Regions from separate parts of the Homo sapiens genome. Here region 2 is linked to region 1. Evidence: read pairs that join two places in POLR2A ChIA-PET (ENCODE). Cell type or tissue: MCF 10A. All regions are shown on one strand. Links, peaks and the distances in the headings refer to the core of each region. The heading gives the core; the rest is flanking DNA. Region 1 overlaps P2RX3 (purinergic receptor P2X 3). Region 2 overlaps RTN4RL2 (reticulon 4 receptor like 2).

Region 1 (16,889 bases), core at 4,568-12,567:
GTTCAGCTCCCACTTATGAATGATAACATGCAATGTTTGGTTTTCTGTTCTTGTGTTAGTTTGCTGAGGATGATGGCTTCCAGCTTCATCTATATCCCTGCAAAGATCATGATCTCATTCCTTTTCATGGCTGCATAGTATTCCATGGTATATATACCACATTTTCTTTATCCAGTCTATCATTGATGGGCATTTGAGTTGATTCCATGTGTTTGCTATTGTGAACAGTGCTGCAATAAACATGCATGCATGTATCTTTATAATAGAATGATTTATATTCCTTTGGGTATATACCCAGTAAGGGGATTGCTGGGTTAAATGGTATTGCCGGTTTCAGGGTCACTTTCACATGAAGCCTTGCCTAACCCCCAGCCTAGGTTAGACATCTAACTGTGCTCATAGAATGGCACTCCTCTCCTTCCCAACCCTTCCTTATGTCCGATTTTAGCTACTTATGGGCTTGTGTGGTTAATTAGTATTTCTCTCCCTCTCATGACAGCAGAGCTTGGCAAGGTATCAGCAGTACCTAGAACAGTATCTGGCACAGAGCAGGTGTGCTCCAAATGTTTGTTGAATGCTGAAAGAACAAGAGGTCATCTGAGCTGGGCTCTAATGGATGAATAGGAGTCTGCAAGGTGGAAAAGGGAGGCAAGAGGAACAGCATGGGCAAAAGCATAGACATCTGTGTCTGTGGGATGTGTTCAGGAAATGCAGGAAGGCAGGTAGTCTGGTGTGGCTGGAACTTGAGCGTGTGGCAGGGAGAAGAGCTTGCAGATAAGGCAGGTGGACTGGGCCAGGTCGGGAGGAGTCAAGGTATCGAATGGTCCTGTCATTCTCACCAACCCCAATCCTAACCAAAAAAATAAAAATGATCTGGTAAGAACCAGAGGACTTGGGGAAAATCAAGGCTTGGGCATGGTGTATGTAGCTGAGCCATTCCCCTTTTTAGATGAGGAGGCTACAGGGTCCTTCTGTCCTGACACTGCATGGCCCCCCAGGCTTCCTGTTCTGCTCCCAGCCAGTGACTCTGGGTATGGAGACCCACCTAGCAAATGCAAAAAGATGCACCAGCTGGAGAACGAAATTAGTTATGACCCAACAGAAATCAAGCAACAAAAGAACAGTGTAGAATGCTGGCTAAGAGTGTGGGTCCGACAGCTGGACTGCCTGGGTTCGAATCCCAGCTTCACTCACTGTTGGTTTTGTGACCTTAGACAAGTTGCTTCACCTCTCTGATCTTGATTCCTCAGCTGTGACATGGGAATAGCAACAGTACTTAAATGCAATGGGGTGGTTGTGAGCATTAAATGAGCTAATAAGCATAAGCACTTAGCACAGTGTCGGGTCACAGAGGAGTACTCAGTAGATGTTGGCTGTTATTATTACTAATATCATTATCTACAGGAGCCAGGAGAGTGTAATGATTAAAGTAAATGTAGATATTGTTTCATTTTATCTTTATGCTAGGATAAGGGATGTGTTTTAAGCACGGACTATATATGGACACTCTCTCAACTCATCCTCCTCAGAGCTCTTTTTCCTCCAATTTTTCAGTTGAAGTAAAAAGCTCAGAGAAGTCGAATGACCTTCCCAAGATCAAGAAGCTAATTCACAACAGCCATAGCACCACACCCAGATCCCCTAGGGCCTCCTTAGAGGGTTTACTCCTGGGATATAGCATCATGGGACTGTGCCCTCTGTCTAATCCTGAGTAACTCCCCAACTTCAGCTCTTTCTTTGTCCCTTGGCAAATTACATCTCTCAGCCATGAAATTCTGAGAGTTTGCAACAGTCAGGGTTAGCATTGCTAGTTGCTATAACAAACAAACCCCTCATTTCAGTGGCTTAATGTGAAGGTTGATTTCTTACCTATGGCACAGTGCACTGTGGGCCAGTGGGGGTGGGGAGCGCCATGCAGTCATTCAGGGATCTAGGCTCCTGCCATCTTGACTCAGTCTCTCTAGAGCCTCAGAGTCCTCTCCTGACTCCTGAGCAACTGGCCATCAGGTGAGGAAAGGGAAGACATAGAAGGTACACTGCTCTAAACTACCTCAGTCCAGAGGTAACAAACCTCACGGCCATTCATATTTCATCAGCAAAAACTAGTCATGGGGCCCCAGCTAAATGCAGGGGACTGGGAAATGTGGTCTAATCATCTGCAAAGAGAGGAGATAACCAGACCCTGGTGACCAATGAGCTGTCTCTGTCACAGGGGTGGGCAGATTCTGTGATCCCCATCGGCCACAGGAGAGTGCAGAAGCTGGGACTTCTGGGTTACCCCCTCTGTCTGCAGCCTGGGCCCACACTCCCTGAGCTCTGTTCCTCCTCCCTCCACCCGGGAAGAGAACCAGTCCCTGCCAACCCTCCTCAGAGGGTGGGTGGTTGGTGAGATAATGATCTTACCATGCTTATTGCCTCTTGGAAGGCAGGTGCTGGAGAAAAACCAAGTCCGCTTTGATTTTTCTCCCTGTTCCCTTCACATTCCTTCCCAGGATAAATTTAGCCAGCCCTCACTTTGAACGGCAGTGCCCAGGATACGACTTTTTGTTCTCCAAGTTGATGTCACTGTCAGAGCCGTTTTCATGGTTGCAGCCTTTGGCCAGCAGTAAAGATTTCCGGATGACAGGCCCAGCCTCTGCCCTGCCCCAAACCTCTGTGATCCACCCTCTCACCCCTGCCCACTACCCATGGGCATGAGGAACCACATCTCTGAGACAAGGGCCTTAAATTCTCCAGTGATGTGAGACAGGACACAGTATTTAGAAGGCTTTGATATCTTGCACAAGGGCTGCGTTATCCTTAACAGCCTCCAAGAGCTCAGAGGCAGGATGGTTCAAGGGGTATGAGCATGAACTTTGGAGGCATCGGTATGGATTAGAATCCCAGCTCTGGCAAGTTATCTTCTCACCTGTCTCCTCATCTGTACAATGACTCAACAACAGTATAGTCTTCATGAGATTAGTGGAGATGCTTATATTAAGGAACTTCCTATATTGTTGGTGCTCTATAAACAGTGGGCATGGAGACAGTGATGGTCTATAAGGACCTCCTGGAGCCTTCTGCCCATTCCAGATACTTCTTTTGCAGACTTCTTTAAAATATCCCGAGAGTCCTCCTTGGAGAATTATGTTCTTAGGCCCTGTCATCTTTATAGAAATGACGCCCTCTCTTGTGTCCATCCTATTATCCTCCTTTTGCTGCACCTTGAATTCATTCTGTTTTGCCTTGGTTGTGAGGCTGTCTTCCTCCACCACCTAGACTTGAACTTAGCATCATTTTAAAGCTGGTTTAGCCCCTCCCCTCTTTCCTTGACCTCCAAGCCCTCTTCCGGATAAGTGGTTGCACTTCTTTCTGCTGCCTTCCAAGGTCCACTCTCATTCTTACTCTGGGTCTTACTCTTTCTTGGGATCCCCTTGCCTCCCCTGCCCCTCCCTCAGCTGCACAGCCCACAAGGAAACACCTTCCCAGGTCAGGCTGCCCTGGAAACCTTTTTTTCACTGAGTCGTTCTCAGCCTTACTCGAGCAACAGGTACATCACTCAGGCACACCAGCTCTGCTTGTGCCCACGCATAGGCAGAGACAGAAAATGTGTCACCCATTCTCCAGTGCTCCCTCCTGACCCAGATAAAGCTCTCTAGGACTGAGCTTGCTCCTCTGTAAAGTGGGAGTGGTCAGGGTAGGTAACCTGAGGGGAAACAGTGGGTGGTCTCACAGGGGTGACTGAATAAAGAGACTATACACAAAGGTGCATTCCAGGTAAAGGGAAGGGAACTAACCAGGCCAGTGAAGGGCCTCTGTGCTGGCAGTGAGGCCAAGCTGCTACCGCCTAGGCTGGCGGGAGTGAGGGGAGGAGCAATTCCCAGAACCTGAACAAAAGCTGAGGCTGCCCAGCCACCTCAGTGCCCTGGCCTCTCTTTTTCCCTGCCCTCTGATCTCCTCTCAGCGCCTTCCATTGGCTGAACCCACCTGGAAACGGAGGCCAAAGCGGTCTTTGCAGATCAGGCTCTCAGGGCCCAGAGCTGGGCACAGAAGGGACAGAGAATGGCTGTGGAGGAGCAGACAGAATCTCTAACACAAGAATCTCAATGGTGTTCGCATTTACCCTGTCTCACCAACAGACCTTCTAGCAGGGCATGAGCACACCTGTGCTTATAGACATGGAAATGGACACCCTGAAGGCTAAGGAACACCAGAGGCCACATTAACAAGTGGGGGAGCCAGGATTTAGATTCATTTCTGCCTAATTCCAGAATGCCCCACTGCCAGATGGCAGCCAGAGCAGATAGTGGCATACGTTCTCCTTCCCCATCACAAGTTATCTTCCTCCCATGCCTGTAATCCCTCAATGACTGATTCACTGGGGCTGAGCATTTCCTTCTCTCTGTTGTACAGGTTCAAATGCAAATATCCCTGTCAGGAGCATCACGTCAATCACTGAACACTTTCAGGGAATCAGTTTCTCAGGCCCCTGGTGGGAGAGGCCTGGGAATCTGTGGGGACTGGAGACACTGAGAGGGAACAATGTGGACCCCACACGGCTAAGGAGTTTTCTGGGCCCTTTCACTCCTGTGATTTCACTTAATCCTCACCACTTTCCAAAGTTACTGGCATCAGGAACCCATTTTACAGCTGTAGGACAGTAGCCCAAAGAGATGACACTTTCCTAATGTTAGAGTTTGGCCCGTGATGAGCAGAGCCACGCAGCAGGAAGTGCACTGGCTTTAGAAGCTGAAAGACTGATGCGATTTGAATCCCAAATCCAGCACTTCACTAACTGCGAAACCACAGGCAAATCTCCTCCCCACCATAGGCATCTACAAAATGGGGGTCTGAACACTCACGTCTCTGTGTTGAACACTAACCCCTGTTTGTGGTGAGAATGAAATGGGATCATTTTCCTGAGTCCCCGGCATGGTTCATGGCACCCAGAAGCCAAGGCAGAGAAGGTGCAGGGGTCAAAATCTTGGACTTGGGCAAATCTAGTGCTGAGCTCACCAGCTGGTGAACTCAGCACCAGCTCTGGGTAACCCCAGACAAGTCTCCTTACCCTCTCAGAACCTCATTTGAAAAACAGAGCAATCACATGCCTATCTATAATTGTCCGCTTTCCGTTGCTTCTACAAAATACCTGAATCTGGGTAATTGACAAAGAAAAGGAATTTATTTCTTCATGTATAGAGGCTGAGAAGTCCAAGGCTGTGGAGCCAGACGCATCTGGTGAGTCTTCCTACTGGTGGGGACTGCAGTCTCGGGCGCAGGGTGTCACATGGAGAGGGGGCTGGGTGTGCTAACGTGCTAGCTCAGATCTCTCTTCCTCTTCTTACAAACCCACCAGTTCCCCTCCCATGATAGCCCATTAATCCATTAATCCATGAATGGATTAATCCATCCATGAGGGCAGAGCCCGCAGGGTCCAATCGCCTCTTAAAGGCCCCACCTGTCAATACTGCCACATTGGGGATGAAGTTTCGACATGAGTTTTGGATGAGGACATTCAAACCATAGCACTATCCCAAAGGTTTGTTGCAAGGGTGAAATGAGACGAATAGTCTGAAAGCACCTTTCAAAACTGCTCTATAAATGTAAACAACAACAATGGGTTTCCTGAGTGCTTAATGTATTCCAGGCACTGTCTACACCCCTGACGTGTGTGGTTTCACTCAATGCTCATGGCAGCCTTATGAAGCAGGACTTTTGTATAGTATTCCCACCCACAAATGAGGAAATTGAGTCTCAGAGATGTTAAGTAACTGGCCCAACGTTGCACAGTCAGTAAGCGGCAGAGCCAGGCTTTGAGCCCAAATAAGCAGAGTGAGCTGGGCTCTGGGAGACCCAGACAAATGGAACTGAAGAAGCTTGGAGTCTAGCAGTGGCTCAAACTTTCTAGCACATCAGAATCACTGATGGAAATTATTTAAAAGGCAAGTTCTGGCCGGACGCGGTGGCTCACCCCTATAATCCCAGCACTTTTGGAGGCCGAGGCGGGTGGATCACTTGAGGTCAGGAGTTCGAGACCAGACTGGCCAACATGGTGAAACCCTGTCTCTACTAAAAATACAAAAATTAGCCAGGGATGGTGGCGCGTGCCTGTAATCCCAGCTACTCGGGAAGCTGAGGCAGGAGAATCACTTGAACCCAGAAGGCAGAGGTTTCAGTGAGCCAAGATCGCACCACTGCACTGCAATGTGGGCGACAGAATGAGACTCTGTCTCAAAAATATAAAAATAAATAAAAGGCAAGTTCTTGGGCTGCACCCACAGAGATGCTGATTCTGTGGGTTCAGGGTGGAGCTCAGGAATCTGCTTTTATAACAAGCCCCCAAGATGATGCTTGTGTGAGGGGTCAGCTAACCACACAGGGAGGAGCGTGGCAGTTGTCTCAGCAAACCGTAAGTAAGGGTTGCTCAGTGAGCCAAGACACAGGGCTCTGGAGGACCCAGAAGGTTCAGGCAGGAGAGACAGGATCCCACAGAGGGACCCATCTCTGCCTCTGACCTCCAGGTTTGCCAAGTACTACAAAATGGAAAATGGCAGTGAGTACCGCACCCTCCTGAAGGCTTTTGGCATCCGCTTCGACGTGCTGGTATACGGGAATGTGAGTCCATGGGCCAGGCAGATGGGGTGGACAGGGGAGGCAGCCCAGACCACCTCTCGGGTTCTGAAAAAGCTCCTCTGGGGGGCAGGGGTCTGCTGCTGGCCAGCTTTGACACCCTCAGTGGGTCACTCTCCCATCAATTCACCTGTCCCGTGAAGGGGAGGGATCTGCTGATCCACCAAGAACCCTTCTGGCGCCACGTGCAGCCTCGGGCCTCACCCCCATCCCATGGGCCCTCTGCCCACTTGCCTTGGTCTTTGTGCACACAGGCTGGCAAGTTCAACATCATCCCCACCATCATCAGCTCTGTGGCGGCCTTTACTTCTGTGGGAGTGGTGAGTTCAGCCCCTCCACGCTCTGACGGGCCAGTCAGAGTGGGGCCCGGACTGGTACCAGCAGGCAGGGGAGTGACGGCGGCAAAACTCTGCCTCTGCCTGGAATGTAAAACCCCTACCCCCACTTGCTAGGTGCTTCAGTCTCCTTGGCCACCACCCTGCTGCGTCAGCCCTGGCTGGAACGTCTCCAGTCATGGAGAGCTCATTACCTCCGGAAGCAGCCTTCCCGTTTTCAGGAGACTCCACCTGTTATAGAGTTCCCGTTTCTCACCGTATAGCTGGGGGAGGAGGCTCTGGGTTTCTGCAGACCTGAGATGCCTTAATGAGGAACAGAGCCCACGTGGCATGGTGGGCACATAGCCTGCCTTCAGGGACTTCCACCCTTCCACCCCACGCAGTCCTCTCTCTGTGCAGCTGTGGTCTGGGTCACCCCTAGGAGCTGGGAAGGCAGCCCTGAAACATCCTGCAAAGTCCCTGGGCATTTTTCTAAGAGGGAACATCATTCAGTCCTCCCTGGAGGACTGGTCCCCACCCTGGCCTGCAATCTGCTAACATGCTAGCTCGGATCTCTCTTCCTCATCTTATAAAGCCACCAGCTCCCCTCCCATGATAGCCCATTAATCCATTAATCCATGCATCCATGAACGGATTAATCCATCCATGAGGGCAGAGCCCGCAGGGTCCAATCACCTCTTAAAGGCCCCACTTGTCAATACTGCCACGCTGGGGATTAAGTTTCAGCACGAGTTTGGATGAGGACATTCAAACCATAGCACTATCCCAAAAGTTTGTTGCAAGGGTGAAATGTCCTGCCCACTGTTTAGGCAGCTTGGGGGTGCTGCCCGAGCCCAGCACTTCCTGCCACCCTGATCCCACCCAACCCAGGGCACCCCTCGGAGCCCGCCCTGCCTCTCCTCCTCCAGGGAACTGTTCTCTGTGACATCATCCTGCTCAACTTCCTCAAGGGGGCCGACCAGTACAAAGCCAAGAAGTTTGAGGAGGTGAGTTGGGGAAGGGGCACCCTTGGATAAAAGGGAGAGGGGGCAGGGCAGGCAGGGGCAGGGACTCTCAGTGGCTCCCCTTCTGAGGCCTTCTGAAGGGGGGTTCACCAGGCCTCAATGAATATTTGGGGTCCAGACAAGGGAAGGCTTGGCCAAGACTGGGCTCTGCAGAGAATCTTGGGGGTTCTGTGGGTCATCTCTGTCATGGTCCCCACCCCGTCACCTCCCCTCTCCATTTCTGGGGCAGGACTAGGGGAGGCCATGGGATGAATGGGGTTTCTGTTTGCCCTCGGGGTACATGGGAGGGGCCTTGGGATCACACAGATGTCCTGGCTCCCCTCATGACTAGGTCATGGGCGCCCACTGCTGAGTCTGTCAAATGGGGTCACAAAAGAGGACATTGCCCATAGTCAGAACTTGACAACACCAGCTCTTTCGCCTGCAGGTGAATGAGACTACGCTGAAAATCGCGGCTTTGACCAACCCAGTGTACCCCAGCGACCAGACCACAGCGGAGAAGCAGTCCACCGATTCGGGGGCCTTCTCCATAGGCCACTAGGGCCTCTTTCCAGGGCCCCACACTCACAAAGGCTCCAGGCCTCCCCACAGAGGACCCTGCCTGAGCAAGGGGCATGGGAGGGAAGAGGGGCTCTCATTTCTGCTGCTCATTCCATGAGCATAGCTGGGACCCAAGTGTCTGGGCCTCCGACTGCTCCAGCAGACAGGCAGTGCTCCCTGCTGAGACCCCAATCTCACCTTCACTCCTTGCCTGGCCCCATCTGCTTCCTAGGACCCCTGGGGCAGGAGCACCTGAGCCATCCCCTTCCCAAAGAGTAGAGATTATAATGTAGGACAGATGGCCACAAGGGCCTACCAAGTGCCAGGCACTTTCACACACGTTATCTCATTTAATCCTTAGAATAATCCTATGAGGTAGATATTAGTTTCCCTTGTTTTGAAGATAAACCAAGGCTCAGAGAGACTGAGTCATTTGCCCCAGGCCAGATAGCCAGGATGTGAGAGAGCTGGGATTTGAACGTCCGTCTGACTAACTCCATCGCCCACACCCCATGAGAGAAGAATGAACTCCCAGGGTCCATCAGCCCTGCTGCTTCAGCCGCCTCCACCCTGACGGTGATTCGGTTAATAAAGAGTAAGCCCCATGCCTTTCCCAGCAACAAAGTTTGCATTTTAGGGAGACTGGTTAGACAGTGGTGAGGGACCCCATCTCTGACTTGGGTGCATCCCAAATTTAGAAGGAAACAGAAGGCATGGCTGTCAGTGAATTTTTCCTCATCACTCCCCATAGCTCTCTCCCCAAACCAGGGAAGGGGTCATTCTTGTTCTTCTCTGGGACCCCACACCCACACACATCTGGGCCCCCTCACTCTGGGGATTTGATTCCCGGACCTGGGATCCTGTCGTAGGCTGGGACCCTGTTCCAGGAGTTCAGCAGTCCTCATTTACAACAACAGTGAAAATGCTCCAGTAAGGCCTGGTGCCTTGTGAGCTGCTCAGCTGGGTTGGCCAGGCCTGTCCCCATAGGGTCTTAATAAGGTGCCCCATTTTCTAAGGTTAGAAGCTAAAGGGGCCTTTTAAACCATCTTATCTAACCCTCTTGCTTACAGATGAGCAAACTGAGGCCAGAAAGGGAAAATGACTGGTTCAGTGCCACAGTTCATGGCCAAAAAGGAACCCACATGTCCTGGCCCTTCAGGGAAGGAGGCAAGAACAGGAAGCTGGATCCATTGACCCAGACATCCTCTATCCCCTTTCTGTCCTCTCCTACAGTGAGAGGCCCAGAAATTGCCCCAGGGCAGGGCTCTGGGGCAGAACCAGGTTTTGTGAATCCTAAGCATATACAATTTGGGGGCATCTCTTTAGAAAGAATACAAAATTAGGTATTAGAAGGGGCTCATGCAAGTGAATGAGCCTAAAGAATGTTTCAATAGCTTCATGATAAATCTGCATCTGGCAGTCAGAGTGGGCATGATCATGAGGTCTTAGCTGCACCAGCTCAACTGTAGATGGAGGGCGGCCCCTCAACACACGGCACAGGAAGTGGGGAAGGGACAGCTTCAGGAGTAGTTCAGGAGGCTCAAATGGTGGGTACTTGCAAAGGCCTTGCCCAATGACCCCCCGCTCCAGGGGGAGAAGGGGTAAGACCCACCCCACATAAAGCTCAACACCCCTTCCCTCACTCTGCCCTAACCCACAGCCCCATGCCCAGGATGGTGGGGCATATCTCCCCAGGGTCAGCCTTGGGAATTGGGCAGTGCCTGGAGATCTGACCAGACTATGCTTCTCCAGCAGAGACATCAGTGAAGGCAGCACCACATTCTCCACCTGGGACTCCCCCAGGCATCCCTGGGGAATTCAGCTCTTGGGAGGCTGGGGTCACAGGGATTCTCTCTAATGGGGAGATGGAGGCAGTGGTGTCCTGAAGGGACCCTCCCCCCCAACCCCTCCCTTTTACCCAGATGGAGGTGGTCCTCCTGTAGGTGCCTCCGCCCCTCTGGAGCCGGCCAGCAAGTGTGTGTGAGCCTGAGGTTGTCCTCCGCATATCTGAACTAAGTTACCACTTCTGTGTGCTAGATGTAGGGTTAATATCAGTAGTGATAAAAACAGCTACCTTGTCTCTGTTGCATTATGGTTTACTCAGCACAATCACCAACATAATCACATGGACCCTCACACCAACGCTGGTGAGTCCGCTATGGTTTGTCATTAATCCTATTTGATAGAAAAAGAAATTTACAGTACGTGGAAATGAGATCTGGAACCTATGCCCATTCCTAACACTACATTGCCTCTTTAATCATTCAACATAAAAGCCAACACTGATTACTTACTATTGGCAGGCAATGGACCAAATGAGTGACAGGGATTGTCTAACTCAACCCCCACTTTACAGAAGAAGAAACAGATGCATACTAAAATAAAGAAACTGAAATAGAAGAACTGGGATTTGAACCTAGAACTTAATGACTCTGGAGTCTGAGATCACGACTTCTATGCTCTATCTGGGGAAAATCCAGAAACTTGTTAGTACCTTTTTTTCCTATGTGTGTTCGTTCAGGTAATACAGGTTTTGCTGCAGTGACAAGTAAAATCGCAAGGTTTAATACAGCAAAGTAGGTCAGACAGCCCCCTCCATCTGGTAGCTGTGCCATCTGAGACACTTGGACTCCCAGGTCACTGTCACAGGGAAAGTGAAAACTGGAGGATCACAGGGGGTAATCTGAAGATCAGGCCTGGAGTGGGCTTACTTCACCTCCAGCCACTTTCCATTGGCAGGATTCAGCAGCGTGCTACAGAGCCCAGCTTTACTGTAAGGATACTGGGAAAGTCCTAGTCCTCTTGGGTGTCTAGGAAGAGAAAATAGTGAGCACGGCCCTGGCTCTGCTTCGTTATCTCCATTTTAATAGCTTCTCTTCTCCCCCTCCCACCCCACTCCCACCATTTCCACTGACAATTCCACACATCCTTCCCTTCTGTGTTCCTTCTCACAAAACCTTGTTCTCAGCAAGCTGCCAATCAGCCTTCCAGGGGTATTAATAGATAACATTCTGGGGAATTTCTTCTCTCAAGAGTATTTCCTTTTTAATCAGGGGTTATTCAAGACTGGAAGGCCTTAATCAGCCAAAGGAATGAAAATATAAGAATTGACGTTGAGGCCTAATGCTAGATCGTGCTGGAGATTTGAGGGACATCTTATCTACCCTGGTCTGCCTCAAGTAAGCTTCAGTCTGGAGGAGTCTTAGCCCCTCTTCTTTCCCCTCCCTACCTCTACCCCTGGTTTTGACTGGCAGGATGTTGGGCTACTGGATTTGGCTAAAGTTCGTTCTCCATCAGGGAGATAAGTAGAGGTTATACAAAGGGCTTGGCATTCAGCTGAAATCCCAATCCCCAGACCACGTGCACAGAACTTCCTTTATCGCCTGTCCTTCCCACCCCCACAGACAGACAACACTGTTCTTCTAGAAGCATAGCATCAAAAGTGGGCTTATTCTAAAGCATGACTCTCCAATAGGAAAAAAAGAAAAAGAATGGGCTTATTCATATAAAAAAGAAAAGCTCAGTATCACTGATCATTAGAGAAATGCAAATCAAAACTACGACGAGATACCATCTCACCAGTCAGAATGGCTATTACTAAAAAGTCAAAAAATAACAGATGCTGGTGAGGTTGTGGAGAAAGGGGAACACGTGCTCCCTTGGTGGGGGCGTAAATTAGTTCAGCCATTGTGGAAAGCAGCATGGCGATTCCTCAAAGAGCTAAGAACAGAACTACCACTGGACCCAGCAATCCCATTACTGGGTGTATCCTCAGAGGAACATAAATCATTGTACCATGAAGACACAGGCACGAGAATGTTTATTGCAGCATTATTCACAATAGCAAAGACATGGAATAAGCCTAAATGCCCATCAATGACAAATTAGAAAAAGAAAATGTGGTACATATACACTGTGGAATACGATGCAGTCATAAAAAGAACAAGATCATGTCTTTTTTGGGAACATGGGTGGAGCTAGAGACCATTATCCTTAGCAAACTAAAGCAGAAACAGAAAACCAAATACTTCATGTTTTCACTTATAAGTAGGAGCTAAAGGATGAGAACTCATGAACACAAAGAAAGGAACAACAGACACTGGGGTCTCCTTGAGGGTGAAGGGTAGGCGGAGGGGGAAGAGCAGAAAAATATTGGGTAGGCCAGGAGCAGTGGCTCACGCCTGTAATCCCAGCACTTTGGGAGGCCAGGGTGGGCGGATCACGAGGTCAGGAGATCGAGACCATCCTGTGAAACCCCATCTCTACTAAAAATACAAAAAATTAGCCGGGTGTGGTGGCGGGTGCCTGTAGTCTCAGCTACTCGGGAGGCTGAGGCAGGAGAATGGCGTGAACCAGGTAGGCGGAGCTTGCAGTGAGCCGAGATTGTGCGACTGCACTCCAGCCTGGGCGACAGAGTGAGACTCTGTCTCAAAAAAAAAAAAAAAAAAAAAAAAAAAAAAAAAAAAATTGGGTAGTAGGCTTAGTACCTGGGTGATGAAATAATCTGAACAACAAATAAACCGCCGTGACATGAGTTTACCTGTGTAACAAACCTGCACATGTACCCATGAACCTAAAATAAAAGTTAAAAAAAAAAAAAAAGAAGGGACTATTGTAGTGTGTAGTGTGTGGATCTGTGTGGGGCCCTAATCCCAGGTAGCTCCCCTTCCATGCCCTTTGGGAGAAGGACCACTTGACATGCTGTGATTAGGAGCTGCCTGACCCAATTTCCATCCATGGCAGTTGGACAGACCCCTCTACTGAGGACAGGCCTTTTCATGTAGAGACAGTCCCTGGGGCCCAGCATGGGTAAAGTCCCTGGCAATGACAGCACCCATTCTCCTGCTGCCAGAGGCCTGCCCATGTTGAAGGGCCTCATCTCTCTGCTTTCTCCATCACCCACTTTCCCCAGGGCTCTCTGATCCTGTCCCCTCAACTTTAGCACCCTTAGAAACACAGCACATCTGGGAAAAGTTCTTTTCGCTCCTGAAACCACATCCCATCAGATGCTGGTACAGATATACACAAACACACAAACATAGTCCTGTATGCAGTTATGCTCAGACACACACTGAGACATATACCCACCCACATACATACCAGTCAAAGACACAGAGGAAGACACATATGCATACACAGAGAGATTTGGGAACATAAGGCTGCAAAGCTATGGAGACATATGCATTCACAGGTGTACGCAGACAGACATATCCATAAATACACAGAGATATATAAACATATGCATACTCAACATGCAAATTCATACTGACTCACAGATTTATGCACATTTACATATACAAATTCACACATATACAGGTATACACATGTACACAAACACTGACACATGTACACACCAAGATATATACGCACACATGTACATGTGCACACACAGAAATACTTTTGTATTCTCCCTGGGCCCCATGTGGAAACACACTCCCAAGAAGTCTGTCTCTCCCCACTGCCTCCACCCCCTACAATCCAGGGCTCTCTACCGTCTTGATACCCAGTCTCAGTTCTGAGTTTCCTACTTCATCAACTCTACATCCTTCCTGGAGCCCAGTACCTCATCTGTGACAAAGTTAATAGCAACAACAATAATGTCTCTCAATGTCCCCAGGGTCTGAGAAAGTGGGGGACGGAGAGACACAGAGGCCTGGGGCTGCAGAACTGGGAATGGGAACTACCAGACACCCTGGCTTTGTGCCCAGGGCCCTGCTGGGGAGAAGTCGCTCCCTCCTAAGGATGTGGCCCCTCTACAGAGGTAGGCCAGGAGGAAGGAAGGGGAGGACCACCACCCTCCTGGGAATGGATGGGGAACATGCCTCAGAGGAGGCTGGGGACTCACAGAGGTGGCTGGAAATAAAATTGGGGGCCATTACCAGAAGCCAGAAAGGCATAGGGCCAGAGGAGCAGTCTGCCCCAAGACAAGACTGCTTTCTCCCCACTTCCTCGTGTTGTCCCCTAGGTGGGACCTCAGTGTTCCACACCAACTCTTAAAACAGCTCCATCACCTTTATTTTGGAAAGCCACCCCACCCTGCACCGCATACTGAATCCAAACAAAGCAAGAGGACCAGCAAAGCACCCCACACCAACTGAGCTCCCATCCCCCACTCCCCCAGTCCTTACCCATACTCCCAACCCCTCCCTCCATCACACCCAACCCTACTCCCATCCCCACCACCATCTCCACCACTTCTACTCCCACCCCCCACTCCCCAATCCTTACCCATACTCCCAACCCCTCACCTCTATCACACCCATCCCTACTCCCATCCCCCATCTCCCACCCCTAACCCTAATCCCAACCCCTCACCTGCACCACACCCATCCCTACTTCCATCCCCCCATCTCCCACCCCCACCCCTACTCCTAACCCCTCACGTCCCCACTCCCACCCCTACTCCCATCCCCCCACCTCCCACCCCTACCCCTACTTCCAACCCCTCACCTGCACCACACCATCCCTAAACCCATCCCCCCACCCCTACTCCCATCCCCCCACCTCCCACTCCCACCCCTACTCCCAAACCATCTCCACCACCTCTACTCCCACCACCCACACCCCTGTCCCCATCCTCCCAACCCTACCCCACGCCCGGGGAGGCCTTCCGGCCGCCCCAGGTCCCGCTCTGCCGCCCAGCGCCGCCGCCAGCCCCCACCGGGCCGCCCTACTCGGCCATGGCTCACTTTCCCGAGAGTGAATGCTTCCAGGATTTTTCCGAACTGGAGTAATCCCCAAAGTGAGCAATAAAGAAACGAGAGTCAGGAAATGCTGTGGGAAGTCTGGATTTATGAGCAGGAGAGGTTGGGGGACGGGAGGGAGCTGCTGGCAGGGTCTCCGTGCCGCTGGCTTAGAAGGAGCAGACGAAGGGCAGTTGCTTGTCGCATTGAGCTCGTCGCCAATAACCTCCTAGCAGCACAGAGCACAGTGAAGTCCACCGCCCTGCGGGGTCTGGCCTGGGCTTCACCTCTTTCCCTCCTCAGGGGCCCCCTATGTCCCCATCTATGGCCATCGTCATCTGCCAGCTGTGTGCTTGCCCCACATCCCTACTGGCTCACATTTGCTGAGCTCTTACTGCTAGCTAGGCTGTGTGCTAACTGCATTAGATGGACTTAGGTGGACTATTGCATTTAATCCTTACCATGACTCCAAGAGGTGGGTGCTGTCATCATCCCCATTTCACAGATGAGGAAACGGGGGCTTAGTAGAGATAAACAACGTGCCTGTATCTCAGTTGGCAAGTGGCAGCACTGGGATGTGAACTGCAGCAGTCTTGCTCTAGCACATATGGTCTCAGCCACTATACTAAACTCACATCTGGCACCCATGCTGCTGCCCATGTCTGCTGTTGGAGGTGGGCATCTTGTCTCTCAGCCATCCCTAATTCCCCCATCCTTCCTTTTCTCTCATCCACGCCTTATATCCACTTCCGCTACTCTCATTGGTCATACCTGTTGTTCGAATTTATTGCCCTCATATCAAAGGAGGCAAAGAATTTTCCCACACACACACCATCCAGCCCACCCCCCTGTCTCCAGAACTCCTATCACCTGGTTTTGCTTTGAGGATTCCCTATGTCTCAGCCCTCCTTACACACAGGACTTTTGTTCTTCAGTCAGCGGGAGGGTCTGAGTTTGGGGAGGTGTGTTCAGGCAGCTCAAAGGGGTAGTATTAAGAATCCACTTTACTATCCCTTCTCCCTGCCCTGGTGCCCTTCCCCCTCACCTTTGGTGCATAGGGCCACACAGGAGCCTTGCCCATTCCCAGGTTGCCCTGGGGACCAGTAAGCAAAATTCCAGTGGCTCCCATCAGTCCAGCAAAACCGCTTCCACAGGAACTAGAGAAGTGACAGGCTAGGTCAGAGGGCAGAAGTTCAGATCCAGGACCTCATGGAATACCCCCTGTTGACTTCTCTCACTGCCTACCTGGCCAGGAGCCAGACACCCTAGAGAGCCATTCCTAAGAGTTTCCAGGCAATGACAGGAAGAGCAACCATCTCTCTCAGCCATCACACAGAGCAGGCTTCTCAAACTTTACTGTGCGTACGTTATCTCCTGGGGATCTTGTTAAAATGGAGGTTCTGATTCAAGAGGTCTGTGGTGGGGTCCAAGATTCTGCAGTTCTAACAAGCTCCCAGGGGATGGTGGTACTGCTGATCTATGGACCATACTGCTGATCTATGGACCGTACCAAATATAATGCCACTTATTCACCCACAATTCCAGAACCACCCTGAGAGAAGAAGGTCCCCATTTCAGGGATTGAAAAAAAACAGAGGCTCCAAGAAACCTATTTAACTAGCTTTCTAAGTGACTAAGCTGGGCCTGGACTCTGTCTCATGACTCCAGTGGTATGCTGGTAAATGTTTATACCAGCTCTTGGGGTGGGTGGGAGGATG
Region 2 (8,000 bases), core at 1-8,000, 98 kb after region 1:
GGAGACATGGGAACAAGATGGAAGGAGAGTGGGGAAAGAGAAGAGAAGTAGTCTAATGTGGGCAGGTGGGGAGCAGGAGAGTCTAGGGAGAGAAAGAGGAGTAGGCACCCTTGCCAGCTCCTGCAGAGTTTACCCTCAAGGCCGGAAGGAACCCTGATGCCAGGGGAATGGGCCTTGCCTCTGAGATTGCACATCCTTCCCTCTGTCTCTCCTGGGGCAGCGGTCAGTCCGGAGGCTGGGGGAAAGCTCTGTAATCCTCCAGGGGCTAGCGGCCATCAGGGCTCACACTCTGGTGAGCTTGTGGATAAGGGGTAGGATTAAGGGATCAGAGAAGGATTTGGCTTCTTTTGGTGTCAAGTCCTTAGGGAAGTGGAGATCAGAGGGTGACTCTGATAGGAAGGGAAGTGCCCTGGCTGGGCATCAAGAGACTTTTCTGGCCCTTTCCCTGCCAACACTTTGCTGTGTGACCTTGGGTAAGTCGCTTGCTCTCTCTGAGCTCCAGTCATCACCTCAGTAGAACTGATGCTTGAACCAGAGGAATCGAGGGGACCTTTGCGGCTTTGAAATCTCCAGTTCTAAGCCCCAAACCTCAACCCTCATGAAACCCACTCAGGGTCCCCACTGTGCTTCCACACTCCACCTCTGCCTGGTTCAGATGAGGGGTGAGAGACATTGCTCCTCCACCCCACGTGGGTCTAAGAAACTCGGGAGGAGAAAGTAATCGTGAAACGCCGCACGGGGGAGGGGTGAGAAGGGCCGAGAAACGCGGAGGTGGTGTGAACGAATGGAACAGCAGCCGCTGTGTCACTGAGTATTACATCACACCCAGCCTACACACGCACGGGGCCCGGCGCTCACACACACGCGGAGGACAGCCAGCACGCACCGACGCAGCACCGACGCAGCGCCAGGAGGGGCCGGGGACACTCACGGTGGGGCCCAAAAGCGAGGAGCAGCACACTGGGAGTGTGGATCTTCCACCCCGCACCTGTGTGCTCCCCCCTCTGGAGGAGGAACACCAGGGCAGCTGGGATGCCAGCGCCACACTCGGGGCCTGTCAGTCCCATGCGTGCACACCTGGCTGAGCAGCACTGCATTTGGTGAGCACCTGGCTCACGCCACTACCCAAAATCACAGATACATACACACATTCACGCACACGGCAACCTCAGGAGCGTGACACAACACACACAAAACCACCACTAAGCAAGTGCAATTTGCAGCCTTGGAGACCCCACACTCAAAATCACCAACCCCTCAGTCTCTCCCAGGGTCTCTGAACCCCAAGGAGCCCCAGGATGTCAGAGTGCAGAAACAAGTCTTCCTCCCCTCTGCCTTCAAAAGCCTAGGACGTTGCTTGAAGCAGAAGGTGTTCAGTCACTGTGTGCCCAGGGAATGACTGCCTGGCTTTGGGGGTGCAGGCTCCCTTTTTCCCCAGGCAAAACTGCCAGAAGAAAATCCCAGGAGTCACCTGGAAATCATAAGAAAGTGTAGAGGTCAAGCTAGTTCCGGCCTAGAACTTTATCAGCTATAGTGACGGCAAAGGCCAGGGATGATGGGAGGCCCTGCACCCCTATTAAAATATGAGTACAGACACCTGCACTCCACTCTCTAGCCCCCAGGCTCTCTGGGCCTGCTTTTCCATCAGTATCATAATAAGGATGGATCATATCCAACCTTCAAAAGTTACTTTGGGGGAAAAAAAAAAAAAAGCTTTGGCTGGATGCGGTAGCTTATGCCTGAAATCCCAACACTTTGGGAGGCCAAGGTGGGAGGATTGTTTGAGGCCAGGAGTTTGAGACCAGACTGAGCAACATAGCAAGACCCCATGCCTACAATTTTTTTTTTTTTTTTTTTTTTTTTTTTGATACAGAGTCTCGCTGTGTCACCCAGGCTGGAGTGCAGTGGTGCGATCTCGGCTCACTGCAAGCTCCGCCTCCCAGGTTCACACCATTATCGTGTCTCAGCCTCCCAAGTAGCTGGGACTACAGGCGCCCGCCACCATGCCCGGCTAAATTTTTTTTTTGTATTTTTAGTAGAGACGGGGTTTCACCGTGTTAGCCAGGATGGTCTCGATCTCCTGACCTCGTGATCCACCCGCCTCAGACTCCCAAAGTGCTGGGATTACAGGCGTGAGCCACCGCGCCCGGCCAAAAATTTTTAAAAAATTAGCTGGGTGCAGTGGCACGGGCCTGTGGTCCCAGCTCCTCAGGAAGCTGAGGCAGGAGGATTGCTTGAGCCCAAGTGATCCAAGCTGCAATAAGCTGTGATCGTACCACTGCACTCCAGCCTGGGCGATGGAGCAAGACCCTGTCTCCAAAAGAAAAAAAGAAAGAAGTTTTTAAGTAACTGCGAATGAGGAGAGCCTGGGGTGTAAAATGCAGATTCCCAGGCTGTCCCCCCAGGAATTCTGCATAGTTCCTAGGACTGGCTGGTGGCCTCACTTAGAGACCCGACCCTTAAGGCCCCTCCCGGCACAAAGAGGCTCTGACTCTGCAAGGGCGAAAAGTACAGGAAAGTAAGGGCACTGGGCACCAGTGGGCTGGCAAGACCAGACCCCAGAGTGAGTCCATTTCACACGGGCCTCAGATCTCCAAAGGGTCCCAAGTTACTTCCAGTCATTCTCCAATGGGGTGACTTTGCCCCCCAGGGGACATTTGGCAATGTCTGGAGACATTTTGGTTGTCACAACTGGAGGCAGGGTGCTGCTGGCATCTAGTGGGTAGAAGACAGAGATGCTGCTAAATGCCTTATATAGGGCTGCCCCCACAACGAGGAACTATCCGGCCCAACTGTCAATACTGAGGCAGAGAAACCCTGACGTTAGTCTTTTGACATTAATCTCTAGACAAGGTCAAACATGCAATAGTGAAAACAGGAATGAAGAGATGATCATTCTTCAACCAATTTGCAGTGCTTTCTACAATGGCCTTTTGGCATTATTTTTTAATATATGAGAAGCCTCAGAAAGTGGAAGTGGCCAGGCCACTTGAGGCTATAACGTTGTCCCCTGAGCCCCCAGACATGGGAGCACCAGGGCTCTAGGCCTTTATTTTTATTTTCTATTTTTTCCCCTGAAACAGGGTCTTGTTGTGTTGCCCAGGCTGGAGTGCAAGGGTGTGATCGTTGCTCACTACAGCCTCAAACTCCTGGGTTCAAGCGATCCTCCTGCCTCAGCCTCCCAAGTAGTTGGGACTACAGGCACATGCCACCATGCCTGGCTAATTTTTTTTTTTTTCTTGTAAAGACAGGGATCTCCCTATGTTGCCCAGGATAGTCTCAAACTCCTGGCCTCAAGCAATCCTCCTGCCTTGGCCTCCCAAAGTGCTGGGATTACAGGTGTGAGCCACCATATTCAGCCGGGTCTAGGCCTTTTACCAAGTTGGGGGGCTGGCCCCCAGCTGGCACTCCTGCCCTGGAAGCCCACCTAGTAAGTTCTGCTTCCCCTCCCCACAGCTCCCGCCTCGGCCTGCCTCCTGCTGATGCTCCTGGCCCTGCCCCTGGCGGCCCCCAGCTGCCCCATGCTCTGCACCTGCTACTCATCCCCGCCCACCGTGAGCTGCCAGGCCAACAACTTCTCCTCTGTGCCGCTGTCCCTGCCACCCAGCACTCAGCGACTCTTCCTGCAGAACAACCTCATCCGCACGCTGCGGCCAGGCACCTTTGGGTCCAACCTGCTCACCCTGTGGCTCTTCTCCAACAACCTCTCCACCATCTACCCGGGCACTTTCCGCCACTTGCAAGCCCTGGAGGAGCTGGACCTCGGTGACAACCGGCACCTGCGCTCGCTGGAGCCCGACACCTTCCAGGGCCTGGAGCGGCTGCAGTCGCTGCATTTGTACCGCTGCCAGCTCAGCAGCCTGCCCGGCAACATCTTCCGAGGCCTGGTCAGCCTGCAGTACCTCTACCTCCAGGAGAACAGCCTGCTCCACCTACAGGTGAGCCTGCCCTGCCCCCACCCTCAGCCCCTTTCTGGTTTCCTCTCTCTGTGGGCCCCTCTGCTCCCCGACCCTGGCGTGCGTCCCTCCTCTCTCCCCAGGCCACCCTTCCTGCCTCAGCATCTCCATTTCTCTCTGTCTATGTCTCTTTTCTCTCTTACATTCTCCAGGGGCTTTACTTTTTCCCTTCTGCCTCTCTACCTGTTTAGGTCCCTTGCTGTTCCTCTCTCTCTCTCTCCCTCTAACTCCACAACCTTCACCTCTCTGCCTCTGCCTGTCTGTCTGTCTATCCCTTTCCATCCATCACTGCCTCTCTCACTAACTTGCCTCCCCCATCTGTCTTCTGCCTCTTCTGTCTGTCTCCCTTCACACACCCACTCCGCATACACCCCCATGTCTGTCTGCGTGTGTGTATCTGTCTCTTTCTGTGATCTCACGTGTTTGCCTTCAGGGCACTCTGCCTTCCCCCAGGGTCCCCTGCCCAAAGGCCTTTGCAGCTGTTTTTCTCACCCACCCTCAAGTCTGCCCACATCACGGTGAAGTAGAGAGAGAAGGCAGAGCCACAGCCACTGGCATCCCACAGAAAGTTGCGCTTCTCTCCAATTCACTGGGCAATGGGACGGGAGAAGCCCACACCCCTTCTAGATTCCCATTTTCCAAACCTGTCATCTCAATGCAGGGGAAGAAAGAAAAGGGTAAATCTCTGTTATGCAGCTGGAGAATGGATGCTCTGAAAATGGAAGGAATACCAGTAATTGTTATTCATTGTTATTATTATTGATCTAATTATTGTTTATTGTTGTTATGCTGACTGTTTGACACGCAAATCATCCCACTCCATTTCCCCAGGAAGCAATAACACACCCTCCAAACCACCCTGAGAGAAAATCTTCCCTTGGCTACAGAGCCTCCGGCTGGAAGGGGGTGAAAATATCCAAATTCTGCCCTCTCCCTACTTGAACCTGGAACGTGCTTCCTCTGCCTCATCCAGGGCTAGTGCCTAACTAGTTATCAATCTGCTAGTTGGAAAATCAGGTCAGTGCTGATGATGCTAATGATAATAACAATAGCCATAACAACCTAACAAACATACTGAGCACCCACTACGAGCTAGATGCTAAGAATACAGTAGTGAACAGAACAGACCAAACCCCCTGCCTTCACAGAGATACCATTCCCATGAGGAGGGAAAGAAGTAAAATGCACGGTATATTGGAAAAATATGTCTTATATTATTCTTATTGTTGCCTAAATAGTGACAGTAATAGCAGTAGCCGCCACCACTTAGTGGGTACACAGGGTCAGCCACAGTGCCAAGCACTTTATAGGTATCCACTCTGCCATTTACAAGCGTGTGACATTTTTTTTTTTTACCTCCTCAGACCTCAGTTTTCTCATCTGTACAATGGGGTAGCAAGAGCACCCATCTCCTAGGGATTTTGAAAGCATTAAATGCATGAATAATTTGTAAAGCACTTAGAATAGTGCTTGGCATACGGTAAGTGCTATATAAATGCTTGTTAAAATACTATTTTAAAAAAAGAAACGAGCCTTATTTAACATTGGTTTCAGTGAAGTGGCCCAACTTGGACTCCATCCTGAAGATGTGGGTCAACTTCAAGGATTATACTAAGGTCATGAGTGAGTCCCAGAAATTGCACCTCACAGTTTATGAAGTGCACTCAGCCACCTCATCTCATTTCTACAGCCCAGTTGGGAGATTATTTTCACCTCCTTGTTAACAATGGAGAAGCTGAGGCTGGGGGCCCTGAAGACCCTATAGAGATATAGTCACCTCCAATCATAAATCTTTTCAACCATTGTCGGTGTGACCGGAGGCTTATGTCTTCTCACCATCATGTTGAGCCTCACAACAACCTGGTGATAGGGACAGTTAGGGGCACTAGGGACATGGAATGAATGTTCCTGAGGCCACACACCCAGGAAGAGCTGGCGCTTGAACCTCATGGTCTGGCTACAAGGGGACAGTACTCTGGAGTACAATTGAGCAGGCTCATTTTTGAAAGCACACAGTTTGGACTCAGCAAGACCTAGGTTCAAATCCTGGCTCCTATATATATGACTTTGGACAAATTACTTAACCTCTCTCAGTCTCCATTTCCTCATCTCTAAAATGGCAATCAGGATAGTACTTAATAATAATCTTTTTTTTTTGAGACGACGTCCCACTCTATCGCCCAGGCTGGAGTGCAGTAGTGCGATCTCGGCTCACTGCAACCTCTGCCTCCCAGGCTCAAGTGATTTTCCTGCCTCAGCCTCCTGAGTAACTAAGATTACAGGCATGTGTCACTACACCCAGCTATTTTTTGTATTTTTAGTAGAGACGGGTTTCACCATGTTGGCCAGGCTGGTCTTGAACTCCTGACCTCAGGTGATCCACTCACCTCGGCCTCCCAAAGTGCTGGGATTACAGGTGTGAGCCACCATGCCCAGCCAATAATAATCCTTATTTAAGAAGTTTTGTAAGGATTAAAATGTAAGGCATTTAGCACAAGGATTAAAATGTAAGGCATTTAGCACATATGGGCACTATAATAATAATTACTACTACTACTACTACTAATACTGAGATCAAATACTACTACAAATTGATCATGCATTTAATGCTTTCAAAATCTCCTTATCAATATATATTAGTTATTTAGGAGGAATTTGGAGTCAGAGGGCCTGAGCTTGAATCCCCGATCTACTATTTTCTGACTTATTTAACTTTAAGCAGGTTGCTAACCCTCTCTGAACCTCACTTACTTTATCTGCAAACTGGGAATAATGAAAATAATACCTTCCACCAAGAATGGCTGTAAATAGGAAACGAGTTAGTGTATAGAAAGCCCATAGTTCAGGCCTGGTGTGGTGGCCCATGTCTGCAATCCCAGCACTTCGGGAGGCCAAGGTGGGTGGATCACTTGAAGTCAGGAGTTCGAGACCAGCCTGGCCAATATGGTGAAACCCTGTCTCTACTAAAAATACAAAAATTAGGCAGGCGGGGTGGCAGGTGTCTGTAATCCCAGCCACTAGGGAGGCTAAGGCAGGAGAATCACTTGAACCTGGGAGGTGGAGGTTGCAGTGAGCTGAGATCGTGCTACTATACTCCAGCCTGGGTGACAGAGCAAGACTCTGTCTCAAAAAAGGAAAAAAAAAAAAAAGCCCATAGTTCAGTGCTGAAGAAATCATGTTATTATGACCCCATCCTCCATTGACTCTCAGGCCAACAACAGCAATCAGGACCTGAGGTCAGCAAAGGCTTGGGCAGAGGGGACCTCAGGTGGACATTGGGGTCTTCTGAAATGGGAAGTGTTTGTTCTCTACGCCCCTGGCATGAATGGTACCAGGCATCATGGGAAGGAAGCAACTTCACACCTGGCCTTTTATAGAGGAGATGGAAAACACAGCCTCTGCCTGTGAACTGCCTGGTAGGGCTGGGCTGGGAGATGCCACAGGCAGGTGAGGAAACATGGGCTGGGGTGAGATCCGCAGGGTGCAGGTGTGACCCAAGATGGAGCCAGGCCTGCCCCAAAGGGGAGCTTTGGAGGAAACTCCACCAGAGGACCACAGCTTTTCAGAATGGGGAAGGGCCAGGCACTGTGCCAGGTGAGTTCATTCATCAACAGATATTTACTGAGTATCTACCACATGCCAGGCAATGTTCCAGGTGCCAGGGATTCAGGAGAGAACAGAAACAGTGGCCCTGTTCTCCCAGAGCATATTCCCTACTCAAGTGTAGCCAGATGATAAAGACACTTGTTTTCTTTCTTTTTTTTTTTTGAGACGAAGTCTCGCTCTCTTGCTCAGGCTGGAGTGCAGTGGCACGATCTCGGCTCACTGCAACCTCTGCCTCCCAGGTTCAAGCGATTCTCCTGCCTCAGCCTCCCAAGTAGCTGGGATTACAGGCATGTGCTACCATGCCTGGCTAATTTTTGTATTTTTAGTAGAGACGGGGTTTCACCATGTCGGCCAGGCTGGTCTTGAACTCCTGACCACAGGTGATCTGCCCACCTTGGCCTCCCAAAGTGTTGGATTACAGGTGTGAGCCACCGCACC

The links. ChIA-PET counts read pairs that join two places held together with the same protein. Peaks named below come from ENCODE experiments on the same cell type or tissue, not always from the same donor. Only the 100,000 strongest peaks of a DNase experiment are listed, where the experiment ranks them.
Region 2: POLR2A ChIA-PET joins it to region 1 with 6 read pairs; 5 of 35 experiments call an interaction of 5 or more read pairs at or near these places.

Annotation. Positions count from the first base shown.
Region 1 is chr11:57,361,509-57,378,397 of GRCh38, forward strand. P2RX3 (purinergic receptor P2X 3) reads left to right here. Exons shown (of 12, transcript NM_002559.5): 9 at 6,501-6,594; 10 at 6,864-6,929; 11 at 7,853-7,930; 12 at 8,376-10,888. The coding sequence ends at 8,489. It overlaps PRG3 (proteoglycan 3, pro eosinophil major basic protein 2), which reads right to left. Exons shown (of 6, transcript NM_006093.4): 5 at 16,217-16,328; 6 at 15,261-15,400. The coding sequence ends at 15,342. Among named protein-coding and RNA genes, the nearest start is that of PRG3, 11 kb to the right of the region's middle. RefSeq lists enhancers at 3,391-3,892, 7,965-9,164. In MCF 10A, for the core only: no CTCF peak of the experiment used is centred there; DNase peaks (open chromatin) are centred at 7,113 and 8,953.
Region 2 is chr11:57,464,153-57,472,152 of GRCh38, forward strand. RTN4RL2 (reticulon 4 receptor like 2) reads left to right here. Exons shown (of 3, transcript NM_178570.3): 2 at 3,457-3,938. Among named protein-coding and RNA genes, the nearest start is that of RTN4RL2, 7.6 kb to the left of the region's middle. RefSeq lists enhancers at 1-220, 270-865 and a silencer at 4,250-4,699. In MCF 10A, for the core only: no CTCF peak of the experiment used is centred there; no DNase peak of the experiment used is centred there.